Linked DNA regions of Mus musculus: region 1 is linked to region 2. Evidence: chromatin loops called from intact Hi-C (ENCODE). Cell type or tissue: heart. All regions are shown on one strand.

Region 1 (2,500 bases), 250 kb before region 2:
AGAAAAAAGAAAAAAACACCAAACACGTATTAGACAATTTATCCCCATAAGTGCTCAGATACCCTTGAGAAGGGTATGGTGGCACATGCCTGTAATTTCAGCCCTGGGAAGCTGAAGCAAGGGAATTGTTACTAGTTCAATATAAAACAGTATCTAAGGGGGGGGGGGAAGCAAAAAGACTATAAGTGTCATGTATTTCTGACCATTAAAAGATATTCTCAGGGCTGGTGATACAGCCTAGTGGGATGAGCGCTTGCCACCGAGCCCAATGGCCTAGGTGAATTTGGGCCCTGGAACCTGGAGCTCACCAAGCAGAACAGAAAGAGCTTCTGCACTTGTGCTCACCTTCACACACAATGGCAAGCACACAAGTGCCCACATGTATCATGTGTACACAAAAACATATACACACATTCACAAATGGAAAAAAGCAAAGACATGCTGACTGCAGAGCATTATAATTTACACAGTGTAAGAATAATAAGATCATTGAAAAGCAGATACCCAGACACAAAAATAAACACTGAACAATAATCCCAAACTGATGTTTATCTGGTTAAATTTCAGAACAAGGCACCTTTAAAAGGGGGATAAAGGGACAGTTCAACTGTTAAGAGTTATTTGTTCAGATCCCAATGCCCAAATGGTGGTTTACAACCATATTTAACTCAAAGTTTCAAGGGATCTGATGCCTTATTCTGATCTCCACAGGCACCGGGCACACATACATACATGCACACAAAATAATTATTTGTAAAAAGCAAACCAAAATGGCTAAGTCAAGATTTTCTGCCACACAGCTTTCTACTATCAATTTAAACTCCCTGTCAGTTTCCATTTCTCCTCTCAAAAACTACTTCCAGAGTTTTTAAATAGACTAGCTCAATAATTTTCAGTTATAAATATGAATGCATTTCCAAAGTAACTTTATTACAAATTCTAACACAGATGACTTATTTAGATATAGCAGGTTAAGTAAAGCAAAATACCAGGGCATAAGGATCCAGTACAGAAAGCTCCACTGACTGTAATTTCAACTACAAAGGTACAAAGCAAGAATAAAGTTCTGATGGTGTACTAAGAAAATAGCAGATAGGAATGCAGAACTTGCCGTGTGTGTGTGTGTGTGTGTGTGTGTGTGTGTGTGTGTGTGTGTGTACTTTTATACTGAACCATGTAACTTGTCTCAACCCCACAAAAAATTTCAAAGGAAAACTGTACATTAGAGCAGCATATGAGGAAGGCACTCCCACACAGTATTAAGAATGAAACCAAGCAGCTTGTATTAACAGAAGGAGCAGTCTTCTCCTTACCTGTCTTACATAACCAACCTCCTTACTCATCAAATATTCAGCTGCACCCCTATGTCATGTATGGGCTTAGTATACCTCAACTAAGTAATACAAAGAAATAAAAAAGTGCTATCTCCTGTAGGCATCTTGGGACACCCAATACTTGGTGTCAAGACACTGATCTGAGCTAAATGTCTACAACTTTTCTCTATTAAAAGACCGACTTTCCAAGAGTTAGCAAATTCTCCAAACAGTTCTATACTGAAAAACTAAATGAAGTTGTGTAGTGTCGAATTCTGGTTGATAACTTTAGGGACAACCGTTGGCTCACATCCACAGTATTGGAAACTAACTGTAAAGTTTACATAATAGGCAAATAAACTGCATTAAACACTTACGTCTTCTCTAGGTAGTTTATTTTCATTGTCTCCTTCAATTCTTACTCGAACCACACCAGATTTATCCACTATTTCTTGAATAACTTTGCCATTTTTTCCAATTACTTTTCCTTTAGGAGGAGAGAACAGTGAGTTAAAAGTGTTTGTTATCCAGCTTACACACCGACCTAGATTACGTATCATTTTCCTATCAAATGATAACCACCAAGCAAAGATGATTGTTTTTACTCTCAATAACCTCACCTAAAGATGCTAAAGGAGCAGTCTCTTGTCTGAAATTTTCTCTGGCATATATGCCTAAAGGCTACTGACTTCAGTAGACCAATGCAATTCACAAGCAAGAGAATTCCCATGCCTAAACAGTTTTAAACATTCAAGCCATTTCTAATACTTTAAAATATAAACTCCATTTCAAACCCCTGCCATGCCCATGAACTATATATAAGAGAAAGCAATTCTACGGCTATCAGCCATGTCACTTCCTTCATCTCATTCATACATATGTGTACACACATCCATACGTGTATATTCTTGCAAGCAAAAATATTACAAGTTTTTAAGGTAGTTTATAGATTTACATAAGTGCATATAGTATAGCCTGTCTTGCTAGGAATGTCATACTGTAAAATGATACAAAATTCATACCTTCAGACTTGACCTGTTAAGTCTTTCAAACAGCAGTTATTAAATATCTAATACTTAAAAGAAAAACTCCAAAGGTAACATGGAGGTGCTGTTTCCCTATTATAAATCTTAACCCAAAGAATCAATGTTTAACTCAAGTATCTGGTATATTCTTGGGATGTAAGT
Region 2 (2,500 bases):
AAGCTTCTCAGACTAAACTTACTGTCATTGTCGTCATGCACTTCAGAGGGTGGAGATGCGTCTGATTTCCAAGACAGTGCAAAAAGCAGATCCGCTTTTTTAGAGATGAATTTTTGTATTTCAATGTTGTCAACTCTCTTCTCTTTCCTTAAAAGAAAGGTGACTATATACATGTACATATATATATATATATATATATATATATATATATATATTTTTTTTTTTTTTTTTCACTGATCCACGCTCTCATACATCCAAACTCGTGTACGGCAGTTTTCATCACCCAACCCTGCTTAGTGTCTCCAGGGGAAGTTTTATTTATTTTAGCTTTTCAGTATGCATTTATTTAGTGCTGTGATGTGGCGTCCATGTGCCACCGTGTGCAACTGGGGGATCATAGGACAAGGCTGGGATTGGTTCTCGCCTACCCTTGCGAAGCCTGGGAATCGGTCAGGTCAGGCCGCTCGATGGAAAGTGACTTTACCCACTGAGTTCCGGAAGAAGTTTTAAGCCCGTTCTCTCTGGAAACGGGAGCAGGGAAGCTTTGGCGGCGGCTCGGAAGGCGCATCCCGGCCATTCAGCCCGGAGCCAGTGCCTGGTCACACACCCCGGGGCTCGGTCCCTCCTGTCCGCCCCGCGCCCCGGCCCGGGTCACGGCCCCGATACCTGCCGGCTCCCGGAGGAGGCGCCGCGCCGCGGGCTGGCTCGGCCGCCGTGCCCAGCAGGCTCCGGAAGTGCGGGTTGTCCTGCTGTTCACTCCGCAGCAGCGACAGCAGGGCCGGGCCGTGGCAGCCCAGCGACTGCCGCAGCAAGTCGCGGTCCATGGCGAGCCCGCCAGGCTCCGGCGTCCGAGCCCGCGCTCCCGCAAGCCGAGGGAAGCTGCCCGGACGCGCTAACCTCCCGGAAGCGCTCGCGGCGGCGAGCTGCCTCAGTCTCGCGAGACCTGGCGGGACTACGGGAACCCGCAGGAAGCGCGAAGCGGGTCTGGCGCCGAGGGCGGAGTAAGGCTGGAGGTGTGACGTGTGGGGACGCCTGAGCTTAGCACGTACGTCGGGCTGTGTGGTTCCTAGGTCGCCAAGGCCAGAGCTCCGGTCTCTTTTTCACCGGGTGCTGCCGAGTTCAGCGGTGCAAGGGTGGCTGGGCGGCCGCGGAGGAAGTTTCCTCAGTCCTGTCTGCCCGGGGCGGCGCCCGCGTCCCCTCAGGATTGCCTCAAGGTGGCGGTCGCAGGAAAGCTGCCTGCTAGACCGACGTGGGGCAGACAGACAAGGACCTACAGTTGACTTGGCGGCGGCTGGAGGCGTGTCCACCTTGTTTCTCGCTGCCTTTTAGAGGGATGTGGCTGTCACCAGCCCGGAGAGCTTTAAAGCGCAGCGCGCATGCTCTGTTCTGGCGTGGCTTTGTAGGAGTTTTAGGATAAGCTGCCTACTACTAGGGTGATATCTGTGGGCTGCCTGGTACACACTGGTACCGAGTGCTTTAGGTGGCTTACTTAAAACTGGCCAGCGTTTGCTGGCTACACTTCAGTGCTAGCTCTACACCGAGTGTAACCCATAACCCCACACAACTTTGTTCTACACCTGGGCACCACACCCATACCATCAGGGCTTTTGTTTGTTTGTTTGTTTTTTGTTTGTTTTTTTGTTTGTTTTGTTTGTTTGTTTGTTTTCCAGTTACAGGGGTTTCGAATTCATTTTCTTTCGTGACAAATACGTGATTTTTGAAAGGGACAGGACACTGGATAGTTGACCAGACCAGAGGGGGTACAATGGAAAGTGAGGGAGTTGGTTAGTGCTTGGGTTTTCAGCATGCTAGCCAAGGATTCTCTCTACCACTGAGCTACAACCCCACCTACATTTTTTTTAACTTAAAAACTCTCCAAGAAACTTTAAAGAAATATGAATAGTTTAATGAACTGTTGGGAGGGGGTGGTACAGGGTACGAAAATGGTGAAGGAAATGAAGAAAGCAGAATATTCCAAACAGATTTTCACTGCTTGGTTTCTAACCCTACTTTTACTGTGATTTCAAATTTCATCTTAAAAGTAAACACATAAGCCGGGCGTGGTGGTGCACGCCTTTAATCCCAGCACTTGGGAGGCAGAGGCAGGTGGATTTCTGAGTTCCAGGCCAGCCTGGTCTACAGAGTGAGTTCCAGGATAGCCAGGGCTACACGGAGAAACCCTGTCTCGAAAAACCAACCAACCAACCAAACAAACAAACAAAAACCAAAAAACAAACAAAAAATAGTAAACACATATGTATATCCTGTAACAAACACTAGACTCTAAAGATGAAAATACGCCCTGGCTCGGAGTGACTCTGTTTGTTTGTGGAAGACAGATAAGAATAAAGGCATAAAGCTATAACACTGAAGGTTAATGTGGCTACCTAAGGTGTGGCCTCAGATCTTTTTTTTTTCTAAATTAGGTATTTTCCTCATTTACATTTCCAATGCTATCCCAAAAGTCCCTCATACCCTCCCCCCCCACTCCCCTCCCCCC

Evidence for each region. Peaks named below come from ENCODE experiments on the same cell type or tissue, not always from the same donor. Only the 100,000 strongest peaks of a DNase experiment are listed, where the experiment ranks them.
Region 1: it touches region 2 in a loop (2.6-fold over the local background); 14 of 42 quality-filtered maps call a loop at or near these places.

Annotation. Positions count from the first base shown.
Region 1 is chr3:34,053,522-34,056,021 of GRCm38, reverse strand. Fxr1 (fragile X mental retardation gene 1, autosomal homolog) reads right to left here. Exons shown (of 17, transcript NM_001113188.1): 10 at 1,691-1,800. Among named protein-coding and RNA genes, the nearest start is that of Dnajc19, 27 kb to the left of the region's middle. In heart, no CTCF peak of the experiment used is centred here; no DNase peak of the experiment used is centred here.
Region 2 is chr3:33,798,603-33,801,102 of GRCm38, reverse strand. It overlaps Ttc14 (tetratricopeptide repeat domain 14), which reads right to left and starts at 920. Exons shown (of 12, transcript NM_027619.4): 1 at 667-920; 2 at 23-147. The coding sequence starts at 824. In heart, a CTCF peak has its summit at 1,188 (motif pointing right); DNase peaks (open chromatin) are centred at 982 and 1,282; H3K4me3 peaks cover 1,933 bases; H3K27ac peaks cover 1,643 bases.